Regions from separate parts of the Mus musculus genome. Here region 1 is linked to region 2. Evidence: chromatin loops called from intact Hi-C (ENCODE). Cell type or tissue: gastrocnemius. All regions are shown on one strand.

The links. Hi-C counts contacts between places; a loop is a spot of excess contacts. Peaks named below come from ENCODE experiments on the same cell type or tissue, not always from the same donor. Only the 100,000 strongest peaks of a DNase experiment are listed, where the experiment ranks them.
Region 1: it touches region 2 in a loop (2.7-fold over the local background); 3 of 42 quality-filtered maps call a loop at or near these places.

What each region holds. Positions count from the first base shown.
Region 1 is chr8:13,288,427-13,296,426 of GRCm38, reverse strand. It overlaps Tmco3 (transmembrane and coiled-coil domains 3), which reads right to left. Exons shown (of 13, transcript NM_172282.2): 2 at 4,256-4,770; 3 at 3,538-3,717; 4 at 1,390-1,581; 5 at 319-447. The coding sequence starts at 4,699. Among named protein-coding and RNA genes, the nearest start is that of Dcun1d2, 4.3 kb to the right of the region's middle. In gastrocnemius, a CTCF peak has its summit at 3,836 (motif pointing right); DNase peaks (open chromatin) are centred at 3,541 and 3,838; H3K4me3 peaks cover 836 bases; H3K27ac peaks cover 575 bases.
Region 2 is chr8:12,892,962-12,900,961 of GRCm38, reverse strand. It overlaps a transcript of Mcf2l not described here. Among named protein-coding and RNA genes, the nearest start is that of Gm15353, 13 kb to the right of the region's middle. In gastrocnemius, CTCF peaks have their summits at 4,263 (motif pointing left) and 5,251; DNase peaks (open chromatin) are centred at 4,279, 5,578, 6,962 and 7,914; H3K4me3 peaks cover 1,497 bases; H3K27ac peaks cover 2,033 bases.

The sequences.
Region 1 (8,000 bases), 400 kb before region 2:
TCCCCAAACCACGGGAGCTGCATAAAATTACACGGAGACCAACATTTTCAGCTGACCTACTGTCTGAATGGTTGTCTGGATAACGCAGGCCATTACATCACCAGTCGTTTTTAAATATTACTATAATTTAAAGAGACAAACTACCCGTCATCAGGCCACTCTGCATCAAGAAATGAAGTATTCCCATAGGTTAAAGACTGCGTTGAGGGCACCCTTCACTGGCATCTGCACTGACTGACAGCAGCTTGCATCTATTTAGTCTTTACTCCTGTTCCTTTTCATCTTGTTCGATACTAACGCAGAATTAATTGTTCTTACCTTAATACTGTTCAGTCCTGAAGGCCCCAGAAGCACGCCACAAATTATATACCCAAACATCGTAGGCAGACCTATTGCTGTACACAGCCAGCCACATGGTAAGGACAGCATCCCTATGGTCACGATGTCCTAACATGGGAAGAAAAAGTCAGAACACAGAGAGGTTGTCAGGGAAGAGGTCTCTGATGTCCTCTTATCACGTGAGAACAAACAGCAAGTGATGAAAGTAAGAGGGAGATTCTCTCGGCTGCTGTGCCTCACACAGAAGCTCAGAACCTTAAGCTGTGCTCTAAGTGATGACCTGTCTGTTCGTTCAAGCTCCCTGAAAGCATTCTTCAATGGCTGGGCAGAGGAGACATGGGTGGGGTGGGTAGAGTTCCCTGGTTTGGGGTGTGAGAGAACCAGGAGGGGCGAGGAGAAGGTGAATGGAGGAGGAAGCCGCCATGGGTTAGCTGAGTCATGAAATGATGGCCATGTGGGTTGGCTAATTGGAGTTAAGAGTAGCCCAGATGAAACACAGCAAATTATATAAAGAGATTATTGGCTGGGAAACAGACAGAACAGCCAGAGGACAGACATCTGTCCAGCTCTTGTGCTGACTAAGCCTTATTGTAACTATGAATGTGTGTGTCTTTTATCCAGGAACTAAATGGTTACACCCCTGGACTGGGATTACGTTTTCCTACAGCAGCAGCACCTGGCAGGAGCTTGGTTCTGCTGCAAGTACTAGCACCTGGAAGGAGCCCTTGGGCATCCTGTCTTCTCTGCTCACGGGAGGGGCTACCTGACACTCAACTGTGGTGTTGCATGCCTATAACCCTGACACTCGGGAGCCGAGACCGGAGGACTGCGGAGGAGTCAAGGCCAATCTGCACTACACAGTGAGATCCAGGCCAGCCGAGGCGCCATAGTAAGAGCCTGGCTCAACAAAATAAAACAAAATGAGAAAGGCTTCTGAGAGAACAGATCTGAGTGTTCCAGGGAAGCCTCTGGCAGCAGGAAGGCTGGTGTCCAGTGAGAGGCAGGAGACACGGCCTCACTGGCCAACCCATGCTGAAGGCCATGGCTTGCCTTTATGAAGTGGTGGTCTGCGCGTGGGATAGTAGAATCTCTGGGCTTGGTCAGAATGTACTGGTTGTTCTGGGAGTCGATGAGCATGCTGAGACCCAGGCCGTCCTCCACCTCCCGCTTCGTCATATTCTGCTTGGAGCTGGCCTCCTCCTCCTCCACTCTCAGAACTGCCTCAAAGTTGACGCCTTTGACCTGCAACGATAACCAATATTATACAGTTACAATCACATGCCTTCACATCAGCACTTAAAGGGGAAAGACTGAGGCCGGGCAGTGGTGGCGCACGCCTTTAATCTCAGCACTTGGGAGGCAGAGGCAGGCAGATTTCGAAGCCAGCCTGGTCTACAGGGTGAATTCCAGGACAGCCAGGACCCTCTCTGGAAAACTCAAAAAAAAAAAAAAAAAAAAAAAAGTAAAGACTGAAAGAAAGAATAATGGAAATGGTTTTGTATTCTATGACAAAAAGATCAGGAAAGCGAAGTCTGTTGTTAGGGTCTGTGGGGGTGAGGCACAAGGACCCAAGTTTAAGACCTACGTGGCCTCCAGAGGGAATCAAGGTTAGCATAGACAGCTGGGCGAGCTCCGGTTTCAGAAAACAAGTGAGAAGAAGGTGAGTGCCTAAGTCAGTGCTGTGGCCCTTTCCTGGCAATGTGCAGAGCCCTGGGCTCAATATCCAGTTCCAACAAACAACCAAACCAACCCAACCCAAGGGTATCCATTAGCCAGAATTAAACCAACCCAATGGTATCCATTAGCCAGAATTAAACCAACCCAATGGTGTCCATTAGCCAGAATTAAACCAACCCAACGGTGTCCATTAGCCAGAATTAAACTAACCCAACGGTGTCCATTAGCCAGAATTAAACCAACCCAACGGTGTCCATTAGCCAGAATTAAACCAACCCAATGGTGTCCATTAGCCAGAATTAGGGGAACTTTTCAACTAGAGAATTTAAGGGCAAAAATACTAGGACCTATGCTACTTCCACACTTTACCTGGTTTACGGTATACTCTTTCAAACATTTTTAGGAACTCTTCTCCAATCCTAAGCTGATGAATTGGGCTCCCTGTTGCTTCCTGTTTCCATTCTCCCCAAACGCCTACTCTCAGTCTGATTTGTCTTTACTCTGTAACTGTCTCTAGTCCACCCAAGACCGCAGTTCTCAGCATCATCAGGGATTTCCCCTTATGATCTCAGCATAGTAGAGGTAATGCATGGATTCTATTTCTGCTCTAAGCCTGTCTTTTGCAAACATAAGCTCTGAAATCCAACGACTTAAACCTCCTGAAACCTGAGTCCTGACCCAGTCTGAGGCAAAACTAGGGCCTGGGGACAAGCCACTAACACAGAAGTGACTGTGGGGGCTGGAGAGATGGCTCAGTGGTTAAGAGCACTGCCTGCTCTTCCAGAGGCCCTGAGGTCAATTCCCAGCAGCCACATGGTGGCTCACAGCCATCTGTAATGTGATCTGATGCCCTTTTCTGGTGTGTTTGAAGACAGCTACAGTGTACTCATATACATGAAATAAATAAATCTTTAAAAAAAAAAAAAGAAAGAGGGCTGGTGAGTTGGCTCAGTGGGTAAGAGCACCCGACTGCTCTTCTGAAGGTCCGGAGTTCAAATCCCAGCAACCACATGGTGGCTCACAACCATCTGTAACAAGATCTGACTCCCTCTTCTGGAGTGTCTGAAGACAGCTACAGTGTACTTACATATAATAAATAAATAAATCTTTAAAAAAAAAAAAAAAGAAAAAAGAAAGAAAAAAAGAAGCGACTGCAGTTGTCCCGAGAGACAAAAGCAGAGCTGGTGGTGGCCAGGCAGTGGTGGCACACACCTTTAATTTCAGCACTAGGGAGGCAGGGCAGGCCAATTCTCTGAGTTCGAGGCCAGCTTAGTCTACAGGGGGAGTTCCAGGACAGCCAGGGATACACAGAGAAACCCTGTCTCAGAGAACTAAGGAGACAGAGAAAGCAGAGCGGCTACTCACTTCTCAAGACATGCCATATTAACTTCAATGTGGCACAGAAGTGCTTGGGCTTATCTGCACTCTCAGCGTCCCTGAGACACACACACACAAGTATCTCTCGCATCCCAGGGCACGGGTCAGCACAGTGGCTCAGCAGGTGGGCTCTGGTCTGCTTACTGATTTATTGTCGTCGAAGGCGTGCTCCTCGATCTCCTCCTCCAGACGGTCGGCGGCTTTCCTCACATCTTCGAGGATCTCGTCAAGCATGGAGAGACTCTTGTTTTGATGTTGCATGTTTTTCAGGGCTTCCACTTGGTGTTTTTCTGCGGCAAGAAGTTCCACATACTCTGTCTCCTCCTGTTGATTTGTAAGGAGAGGAGGTTTAGTAAGCTCACACCAAGGTTCTCTGAATCAGACATGGGAGTTTCCTAGTCAATGGGCCGTTTGTCCAGGTGCAACTATAGCTCTACCCAGCAGAGGGCGCCGTGCATCCTAAACCGCTCAAATCTATTGAGCTTGGCAACAAGGACAGGGCAAGCCAACAAGGAAACAAACCAATGAAGAAAGCATCCCACTGTAGACGGGCTTGCTCCTCACCCATGAAGGTCCTCTGCTAACATGAAACCATGTGCCAGGCACGGCAATGCCATGAAGCACTGTGCTGCCACTCGTGAGGCACTGATACTCGTTACAGGTGGAGCCCAATCCATTTCCTAGTCAGTGTGAGTTGAGCAGTAGGAATTACCTGACATGCATAGGCACCTCCTAGACGCAATGAGGGCACCAAACAGGCTTCGCAAAACGTAATCCCTCCAGGGGCCCTTCCTAATTCTGTGTGTTGCTCCACCCCAACTCCCACCCCCCACCCCCGACACCCCCCAGAATGGCAGCTGACCTTAATGGCAGCCTCCCTCAGAGCCTCCAGCCGCTGCTTGCTGCTCTCTTTCATGTTGACCACGTCTCTGTAGTCGCCCTGCAGGGCTCTTTGCAGTCCGTAGATGGCCTGGAAGATCGAATTTTCACTTTCATTCAGCTCTTTCTGGAAAATCTCGAATGTGTGCACCTGGAAGAGCTTCTCCTCGCCCGAAAGGCTGGTGTCCTTCTCCACGGCTCTGATGGCATTCTTCAGTTTGTTGAGGACCACATTCTTCTGCCTCAGGAGCCCGGTGAGCCTCCTGCAGCTGTCCAGGGCCCACTGTTTCCTCTGAGTGGCAGTGGCGCCCTTCCCGCGGTGCAGCTTGATGGCATGCTTGGCCACCTCCTCGTGCTCGGCAGCACTGGCTATCAGGTGAAAGAAGGGAAGCAGCATCCAGAGGAGACTCTGGTCCAGTACCTTCATGGTCCAAGGATGTGGGGTGGGAGCAGAGACTGCTGCTATAGTTGGCTGGCATTTTACACACACATTTTCAGCTGAAAAACAAGTCGACACTGCGTCAACTTCTGAACTTACCATATCCAGATTACAATCAAATGCTGAATGTTAAGGACCATTAGTGGAGGGTAAAGGGGTTTCATCTGACTTTAAAGACAATTTTAAAGGTTTAAGACATAGCCCCCAGGTACAGTGTCACAAGCCTGTAATCCAAGCACTTAGGAGAGGAAAAGAGAAAGATTGGATTGGGAATTCGAGGCCAGCCTATGCTCCCTGACATCCTGTCTCAGAAGAGCCCTACAGATAAATCAGTAAGAAGCTCACACAGCTTCATAAACTGACCCTGTGTGAAGAAAAAAAATCCATTTGACTTAAGAGGAGCCACATGTCAAAAGTAGAAGAAAGAGAGAAATTCCCCATCACCCCGGAAGCCCCTGGCTCCCGATACACTGATGGTGTGCTCGGTCTCCCTGCTTGCTTTCAAAATCCTTTTGGAGTATTGCTAATTTTCCAAAATGAGCCGTAGTTAATGAAGCACGGGGATTAAAAACATTCACAAGAGTCTGGCCACGCCTGGAACTCTATGTCTTAATCAAATGTCCATACCGTTTCCATCACTGAAATGCAGGCCCGTTCCCTTTCCCTCCGACGGGAGACCTGACACAAACACATGGGTGTTTGGCAAAAGGGCAGAGAGAACCTGGTTCCTGAAGTCTCGTTTAGGGGCGTGAGGAAGTTCTCAGTGCCAGCTCCAGCTGAGATGACAGGAAAACACTGGCTGGGCAGGTGAGAGAACTGTGTTAGAAGCCGGTAGCAGCAGTGCTCAGTAACCGACCCTGAGAGACAGTGATCTAGGAGGCCGGAAAACAGGCTGAAGAAGAAACCAAGGGAAAGGGAGCTAAACTCTAGGAATCGGATGTACATGGAACCCCTGGAGTTATGCCCACAAAGAAAACAAAATATACCACGTTTATACAATTTACAGCTCATGGATATACCCCCTCTAGTCTCTTAGCGGAGCCTCCAACTGACTGTCCTGCCTGGACAGCATCCTCCACCCCCAAATATGCCAGCATTTCACCTCCCTGGGAGTCTGCCTCCTACACACACACACACACACACACACACACAAACACACACACTTACTTCTCTGCTACCCCCATTGATTTTCCAGACCTGGGCTAGTTGTAGCAAAAATAAAAGGTGGCATTTCTAAAGACTCTAACTCTACCCAGGAGAGGGAGGCAAGCATTCTGATAAGACCAGGAAGGGAAAGCCAATGGAGACAGGTTGACAAAAACAAACACAAGAACTTGGATCTCTGAGTTCCAGGACAACCAGGGCAACACAGACAAAATCCTTTGCTTTCTGTTTTCCTTTCTATTCATTCCTCTGTGTGTGTGTTTGTGTGTGTGTGTGTGTGTGTGTGAAAGAGACAGACAGACAGACAGAGACAGAGACACAGAGAGACAGACAGGATCCAGGGTATCGCTGTATAACTCTGGCTTAGTTCTCACTCTGTACACCAGGCTGGCCTCAAACTTAGAGATCCTCCTGCCTCTGCCTCCTGAATGAAGCTAGGATTAAAGGTGTGTAATGCTGTCCCTAGCTTTATTTTCTTTCTTTCTTACTTTTTTCTTTCTTTCTTTCTTTCTTTTTTTTTTTTTTTTTTTTTTTTTTTTTTGAGGAAGAAACCTTCTGAGAGTCAAACTCCAGGCTACTTTTCATTTGGCACAGCAACATCAATACTTCCGGCATAAGAATCACATAAATTCCTAGGCGTGGTGATTCAGCCTTATAGTCTCAGTCATGAGTTTATTAAGAAGAAAAAAAACCCTCAAATCCATTTTTGAAACACAATGTTTACTACTACATAACTAGGCTACTTTCAAGCATCTGCTTCTCCTGCCTCAGCCTCCAAAGTAGAGCTCTGCTCTCTACAAGATGATATAAAAAAGGAGAAATGGATGAGACAGCAAAGAAAAGTCTCAATGGGAAAAATTACTGAATTAAAGCCTATCTATCTATCCATTCATCTTTCTATCTATGTATCTATCTATGTATCCATTCATTTATCTATCTATCTATCTATCTATCTATCTATCTACCTACCTATCTATTTTTGAGGCAGTCTTACTATGCAGCCCTAGCTGTCCTGGAATTAGCTATGTAGACTAAGCTGGCCTCAAACTCGCAGAGATCTGAGTCTCTGCCTCCCATGTGCTGGGATTAAATGTGTCTTCTTCCATCAGCAAAGCCTATTTTAACTCTAAAGTACATTTTAAAAGAGCACCTGTACCCACATGAACATAACAGGTAGCTGCCAAAGATGAAGCACTTCAGTAGCCGGCCAATCCTTGAAACTACTTTGGAAAAAGAAATAGAGAATATAATACAGAAGAGGAATAAGATGCCATGCACCAAAGGAAGATAAGTCAAACAGAGGCAGAGCAAACAGCCTATATGACTTAGAACCAATGAACCATGGCTTCTTGGTGGTGCCCAAAGGGCTGTTCAAATAGCTACTTTATTTGTTCAGGAGGTGCCAACTTAAATCCACAAAGAGAGGAGACACAGAGCCTACTCACTAGCCAGCTGCTTGTTCTTTTTTTAGTTAGGGAAGCCAAGGAGGAGAAAAAGATCTATGAAGAAAGAGGCCCTTTCATCAGTAGCAAACACTTCTCTGGTAAGTAAGCAAATCTACATTGCACCCCAGGAAGATGAGATGGATGCTGACAATAAATAAACGAGAGGTTAAACCCACTGGGCCAGAGTGACCTTCCCTGTCACTTTCAACTTACTTGATTGGTTTTACCACCTAAATTAAGAAATTAATGTGTAAACCATCTTGGTTTGATTGTTGACTCTGCCAACCTCCCTGGCTGTATAAGCTTAAGTCAAGTGTTGCAGGGCACCCACATCCCTTATTGAAAGAGACAATCTTGGGGCGTCTTTCCAGGTTTATCTTTAAGAAGAGGCTGTCTGCGGGCAGCCTCACGGGGCGGGACAGAGAGACTACAAAAAATTACAGGGAAGAACAAAAAAACGGGAGGCTCGGGGAGCTGAACCTCCGAGTTTAGGTGAAGTCTTGGAAACGGTTGTCTTCCCCCATACCCCGAAAGAACTTCTAGGAAAAGACCCTCCACCCCCTGGAAAGTAGACAAAGGCAGTCTCCTAGGAAGGATCCCCTTTGGAAGAGACAAACCAAGAAGGAGCCCCGGGTAGGAGTCGCCAGGATTGAGCAACCCGGATGAGGACCCCGGTGGAG
Region 2 (8,000 bases):
GTGGTCAGACCTTTGACCTCACCTCAGATTCCGATAGGATGCCAACATAGGAACATCCTTCCAAATTCATAAAAATCATGCTAAGCAAGGCTAGGGTGAAAAGAGGCAAGATGGCAGTTTACCTGCTAAAGGGAGCAAACACCTAGGGTGGAGTGGGGAAGCAAAGCCCTGATGGAGAGTCCCCTGAGCCACACACAGCCTGGGACCTGCTGAGGCTCCCGTGCTCTGCACTAGGCAAATGGACAGGACAGTCTGATGGTGGAGTTCGGAAGAGGGAAGACACATGCAGGCTGCCTCGGGAGGGACACGGGTCACATTCTGGAAGTCCATCCCATAGGCCTTAGCTCTACACAGTGAGATGGACACACCACCACGTCACACCGCTTCAGTGACTTCTGGAAAACACCAGCTTCTAGTCGGCAAGCCCTGCTCAGAGGTGCAGCAGTAGACTTCGAACGTTTTATTTTGCTTGTTTTCAGTTTCATCAAATATGGCCAGACAAACACCCACATAAGCACAAAGTAACCCCAAATACACAGGGAAGGGAAGAAGTTACTCAGAACCTAAGTTCACACTGCTCCTTTTGGCAAGGCGACGGAGTCCCGGTGTGTGTGCCCCGTGCATTCCTCTCTGTTCCCACTAAGTGGAGGAGGCCAGCAGCAATGGAGACAGGACGTGCCCATGATCACCCTGGGATCTCCAGAAACAGTGACACAGGACAGTGTTGTGCCTGGCCGCCTGGCACCTGCCCAGCAGGAGTGCAGTCTACACTGCACCTGGGCACCGGGAAGCCTCAGACTCTCCGTGCTCCCCGCCCCTGACTCTCCGTGCTCCTCGTCCCTTCCTTTGCTTTCCGACATTCTGCTTGAAGGGCCAGACATTCACTGCAGTCTTAGAATTTCTATTTAGTGAAGCCTTAACTTGGAAGATGTATTTTCAAAGGCTGACGTCAAGGTCACTGGATTTGAGTTAACCTGCCCAAGTTAACATCTACCCAGCCAAGAACCTATACAGCTGGGATCAGTGTTTGCTACACACTAGTGGAGGTCATGATTGTCTGAAAGAAAGGTTGCCTGCCTCTTCCCACCTCATCGAGTCGGTGCAGGACAAGTGGTGCCCAGGCAGCACTTCAGGGTGGAATTGCTGGCAGAGGTCGAGGCCATGCATGTTTTTCTTAGATAATGACAGATAGATGTGCCACTGGTGGGGGGAGGGGGGAGGAAGAGGCAGAGTCCCCCCAAATAGCTTCCAATCCTCAGCTCAATATCACAACAAAAAAGAATTCCTGGTATGGAAACAGTGGACAGTAGACACCAACCACTCACCACACTGATCGACACTCCTAGCCCCTCCCTGTGCCCTCTGCTCCAACGACCCTAGCTCTGCTTCTGTTGTTCCACTGTACAACAGGAAGGATGCTGTGTGATTAGGGTCCTATAGCACAGGCTCCTTGGAAGCTGTCTTCTTACTGGGGGGCTTCTACAGAGGTCCCTCAGAGAAGAGGCCCCATGCTCCCTCCCTCTTGGCTGAGTCATGGTATGTATTCCATAGGTCTAACCTATCATCTACCGAGGGACATCTGGTTTCGTTACAGGTTATAAAGCGAATCATAAACGTGCATTTGGGCGATCAAGCATGCCCATCCGCCTCTCGGAATGAGTCCCCAGGAGCGTGACCTTCACCACCTCTGGAAAATCTGCATGCTTTCTCTTCAAAGTTGCCATGATGTCTGCCCCAGCGCACAGGCGAGCCTGTCTCACCAAGTTCTCTGGCGTTCGAATGGTCACCGCTTTCAGTGTTAGCTGTTCTTCTGGGTGAGGACAGGTGACCCGTTCAGCTGCCACTCAACAGGGCTGTCCACTCCTGTGGCTGAGTCTGAGGCTGTCTTGTTTCTCCCTAGGTGTGTGGTTTGTGTATCTTTCCTCCCAGTCTAGAGCTTATCTTCAGTTCTGCTTAACATGACTGTCCACAAAGCACAAAATTTGAGATTTGATAAGGTCAAATGTATCAAGTTTTCCTTTAATGGGTGTCTTTGGCATTAAATGGAAGAGCTGGTTCAGTTCCGGGTTGTAAATACTGCTTCCTGGTTTTCCTCAAGGTTTTATGGTTTGGCATCTCATTTTTAATTAAAATGTAGGTTCTTGCCCAGTCACCTCTGTATGTCCAGCTTCTCTGATGTCACCTGGGAAAGCTCTCCTCCTTCCTTGAGCTTCTGTACCTGAGCCAAAGGTCAGGCCTGCGGGATCTCTTCTGAGATTCCACGTCTTTCATTTAATCCTTCGGGGGTCCTCTGTAGACCCACTCTGCCTTGGCCGGGCAGCAGAGTAAGAATCCAGATCAAGAACGTGGCTTGACTCTTCGTAAGATGGATGTAGGTGTCCCAGACCCCTAGGTTTTCCCTAAGGTGTGCGGTTTTATAGGTAGCAGAGCCAGGCTCACTCCTCCTCTGCTCGTGGGATGCTCTTCCTTCCTTGGTGTTTCTCCCAGTTGTCTTTCTGCCTTAAGCTGGCGTGTGTGGGGGCGTGACTCAGCAAGGCTCCCACTCAGTGCTGACCTCAGACTGCCTGACCTCTAGAACTTCTATCCTTTATAAGATGTTCAGTTTGAGGCCTTTTATCACAGTCTCACAAACAGACTAGGCTAGTTCCAAATCCAGGGTATGAGAAATGAAAGGAAAGCCCAGAACTCCCATGGCTCCTGGGACAAGAGGTCTCGGCATGCCTTCCATTCCCCGTTACAGGGCACTGCATTGAATGGCCGAGGGACAAGCAGGTCTCCCCACTATTTGGGAAGCCACACTTAATCTCTCCTCTGGAGCTTTTCTTAGGCAACTGTCAGTATATCCAGCTTCCAGGTCCCTGGCGAGCTCGTTCCCCAAGAGAACAAAGTTCATTGTCCTGCCGGTTCCTCTGCTTCAGAGGAAACTGTGACCTCCAGGTAACCTCAGGTTTGCTTTCCTCTCAGAGGAGTCTTGAGGGACTGGAGAACAGGCACAGATCTCTGCCTGCCTCTGGGACCTCAGCATGAAACAGGACCCGATGTACCAGCGTCTGTTGGCAGGACTTGCTTATGGTGTTTATTCCCAGAGATAAAGCATGCGTATCAGCACGGGGCTCGGAAGAAAGCTACAGCAGAGGGCTGGCTACCAAGGCTGTTCTATGCCTTGTGTGTGTGGTAGTTATGTCCCCGGGGGTCGGACATGGAGTCCTGAAGGGAAGAAGCAGAATCTTAGACACACATACTGGGGGATCTTGGGACATACGTAGGAGGGTCTTGGATCTAGTCAGAGCAAGATTCCAGCCATTCACAGCAAAGTGTGGGTAGGGAACGGGGCAATGAGCTTTCAGCACAGCCATTGAAAACTCTAAAACTTCAACAAACAAAATGGACAAAGATCAGGGTCCAGAGCAGAACACCAGTCTGTTCTCTCAGGAAGGAATGACAGACACAAGGTCACTGTTGATGGCAAAGCCCACTTAAAGTGCCCCTGGCCCAACCAGTCAACACCCCTGAACGCTGGCTGAGAAAAACACTGGCTGCTTCCATCTTCCTAGTTGCCCCAAACCTGACTGACCACACCTGCCCATGCCGATTTAGCCTTCCTCCAGCCTCCTTGTCTGGGAGAGGCAGAAAGAATAAAAACTGAGTGGTCTTCTGACCCTTGGATTATAGCCACGCACCATCCCCCATCCGCCATCCTTCTCTTCCCCGTTCCTAAGCAACCCTACACATAGCCCTGTAGCCCTTAGCAGACTCTTCACTCCACCACAGTGCCTCCCACACACCGGTGAAGGAAACTTCCAGAAGGTCCATGCTGGCTCACTGCACAGCTGAGGCTACCACAGGCCTCATTGGGGGCTGTGTCATTTCCTTCCCAGGGGAAGAAACTGGAAACCCAGGCAGGTGGAACCTGGGCACTGAACATTGAGCACCTCAGACTGCAGCCTGCCCCTCAGTGTCCCCCTCCCCCCTCCCCCAGTCTAAGTCTTTGCACTTGGCAGGTGGGTCCCTCTAGCCCTGGCTCTGTGGCTGAGGGATGGCTGTATAGCTGTCAGCTCTGTGAGTGGCATGCAAGCATACACAGACTGAGTGCAGAGATAAGGTTCATTTCACTTTTCTCCACAAAATCCTGTGTGAGAAGCCTGGGTTTGGCGCCCGTACATGGATGACTGCATCTTCAGAGATGTGCACAAACATTCTTAGGGAGATTCCCAAAAACCAGTCTCGTCCAATGCGGAAGCAGTGGCTGGCTGTGGTTACTCTGCCCCCTAGTGAGCACTTTGGGTTAAAGCAGCTTATAGTGGAGGGTACCTGGTAGATAGACCCAGGATGGCACCCACACTCCCTACATCCCTCCACCCGGCTCCTCTGGTAAGCAGAGGACATCCTCAGAGATAAATAGGACTCCACAGACAGTGGGGAGCAAGGGGGGGAACGACATCATCGGGCGCTGAGCTGGGCTTGCTTATAGAGCTAGTTGTGCAACGCCTGTTGATCTTGCTTCTTTGATGATTCTTACTTCGCTGAGAGAGGAGGCACAGCCAAGAACATCTCCTGGTGTTGCTGCTGGTTCGTCCTGCTGACTCATGCCAATTTGACTGAGGCCTGGCTGTTTCTGCTAGGTCGTGCCCCTACTGCTGTCCCAACACTACTGAACTGGACTGCTGGTGTATCTGTGAAGAGTTTGTGAATGGATCAAGAAGCCGCTGCCAACCTGTGAACTGAACTGCTGATTTCCTGACAACGCAGATGGGATTTGCTCCAAAGAACCACTTCTAAACAGGTCCACTTACCCCACGTCCTTTCTTTTCACTACCTCTGGTGGGTGGTGGGCTAAAAGGGAGGTTAAAGCATTTGAGAACCATCATTAAAAGTAGGCTTTGGAAATTAAAACCACAGGTGTTTATTTGGCTTTCTTCCAGGGCACACTGTCCATCCTGTAGGGAAGTCACAGCGGGTACCTGAAGCAGTTAGTTGTATCCGCTCTGCCTCTCTGCCCATGTGTACCATTCAGGGCCCAGACACAGGGGATGGAGCCCACCCACTGTTGGATTTGGTCTTCTTCATCATTTAGCATCAAGACATCTCCCATAGGCATGCCCATAGCAAATCTGATCTAGACAATCCCTCATAGCGGCATTCTTCACCAGTGATTCTAGATTGGGTCAAGTTGACTATTAAAGGTAACCGGAAGTGGGAAGTGGGTTTAATTTCTGAAGGAAAGGGACACAGCCACCTGTCTGCTGTGAGGAGTACTGCATCTGGTCGGACACAGGACCGTTCTGTAGACATACAGACATACTCTCTGGTCCCCAAGCTCCTCTCTGGGCTGTGGCTACTATCTCGTCATCAAAGCTTCACCGACCAGGACAGGGACAGGCCTCTCAGTGGGCGATGCTTCAGAAAGCTGCCAGGAAGGAAGCCAGGTCATGGGGATGAACCTGCCTCCCACGGAGAGCGCTGACTCTGACAGTGGCTTTAGTCCTGAGCACAGCTTCTACAGCAGATGTTCTGTTATGGCATCAGAGGCATCTCAGTGACACACCCAGGCCCCGGGCTCACTGCAGCTCCTTACCCAGGCTGCTCAGCATGTCCCCCTTGTCCTCATAGCCATGGGGTTGCTGCTATCGCCTGCCCCCACCATCACGCCTGCTGCTAAGGAGGGAGGCCCTGATACCTCTCCATGCAGAGGTTCCTTCCTTCTCAAAGAGACTTAGTCAGGGAATTCTGCCCACAGCCAGCTCCCAAGCAGGGTACTGGCAGATGTGCAGTCCTGAGTAAAAGGGGAATGGGAGATATGGTGGAGGGGGTGGGTAGGAGCAGTGGATCTGTCATGGACACACCTCCCTTCTCCTGATGCAAGATGGTGACACATGCCCCAGATGACATTTCTTGGCATGCTATCTCAGAGGCCTCCTTGGGACTGGCCAGCAGCTTTCCCTGCCTGGAAAGAAACCGGATCTGGACCTGCTCCCTGGATTCACAAGGCAGGACAGGGAGCTCGGACAGGCAGGGCTCCACTGTGACCAAATGATTATGAGCTTATGCACTAGGGAGGCGCCAGCTCTGTTCAGGGCACAGGCCATGGAATTCCTAACTAGGACGATCAGACCCCAGCTCACCTGCATCGTGGGCAGAGCACAGTGCAGCAGCAGTTCCTGTGTGGCCCGAGAGGGCTGGGACCACATCCCACATTCTTAAGCCGCCTTGCAGCTATGGCTGCAAAGGTCATCACCTTGCTTATTGTCCACTCCTTTTTGAAAGTCACACCATGTAGCCCACACTGGACTAGTGGCAGTCCTCCTGCATCAGCCTCCCGAATGCTGGTATGATGGGAGCAAACATTTACCCTGTGTGGCACCACAGAGGCAGCTGCAGGTGGCCATCATCTCCACACCCTGTACATCGTAGAGGGTCCTGGGTCATCCTCTTATGGATCACTGTCCAGGAGGTGGGCGGCCTAGGAACTTGCAACCCCCAAAGCAAGAAGATCCGTCTCTGAGGTGTGATGCTGCCTGACCTAGGGTTGCTCAACAGTTACAAGGCAGAACATGCCCACAGGTGGGCCAGTGCTCCCATGTGCATGCCCACAGGAGGGCCAGTGCTCCCATGTGCATGCCCACAGGAGGGCCAGTGCTCCCATGCTCACAGTCCCACCACTGACATCTGGCCCATATACATCACTGGTACAGGGGGTACACAATGCCATCCTGTAGCTGTTTTGACAGTCACAGCAACACACCGAACTATATATAAGTCTGCCTGCAACTACTATTTCAGATGTGTGTGCATACTTAAGAGAAGACTTGTACTAAGTGATTGGCACGTAAGGTTTCAAGTTTGAAGTCAAAGTCATCGATTTTGATGCAGTCCTGAGACCCATGGAGAGCTGACCTACATAGCCAACAGGCAGCCAGGGCTCCCTTTGCCTGAGCTGGCCGTGGGCAGTGGACACCCGGAAGGCCATCTGGTTCACCTGGTGGAAGTCCAACAGAGTTCCACATTCAGCTTAGCTCAAATACAGCGTCTTTCCACGTGCCCAGAATTGGAGGCAGTGTTGTAGAAGACGTCTCCTGTACCCACAGACACACGAGGAAGAATGGTGATAGCTGCTTAGTTTCACATTAGTATAAAACACAGCAAGACTTACATAAAGAGTCAGGCTTTTCCTAAAGACCTAACAGTTTTATGATGGAAAACATCAAGTCTTCCTGGCTAGAGGAATTGCGGTCCTGGCTATATAGGTCCCTTAGAATTGTGGAGGCATGGTTGATGCTATGAAGTGGGCATCGCCGGAACCATGCCCAGCAGGAGCCTTCCCATGATGCCCTACTTGTCTGTCACACTACTGGGCATAAGTGGGATAACTTCCACTGAACCCCAAGTCTTAAGGGGTGAATCTTCAGGGGTATGTGGCAGGTTATCCTGGGGATGGCAGGTCCCCCCCAACCACTGAGAGAGTGACTTCCCCCCTTCTGCACACTGCAACCTCCAGACCCTTGTGGCTAAGTGACCCACACTGACAAAGTAGGGACCAGGCCCTGCTAGATGAACCTGCAGCCACTTCAATTATACTCCTGGAAAGGGCACTTGCCTTGTGTCCCCAGCAGGACTGGCTTATTCTGTCACTGATGTCAGTGTGTACTTGTGGGGTGGTTACCTGTATTTTGTATCAAGATTCACCCAACCCACTTTGTACCCATTGCTCCAGTTGGCTAACTGAGCCCTTGGCTAGGTGCCTATACCATCCGACCTGTCCCATCACTGTGGGTCTGGGATATTTTTTAATACTTCCTGGCTCTCTGGTACCACAAGATGCTGGGTCATTGTCTGTGTTTCCTGCCCTCATCCTAGATTCAGCCATTTCTCTGAGGACCCTGGATGCTTTTATTGGAAAGACTGTTGGAAAATAAGAGCAGGTTGCCAGGTGGGCTCCAGCCAGCTTCCAGGGCAGCAGACGATGCTGTAAATAGGGTGCAGGCTGATTCCTGAAGGTGGCC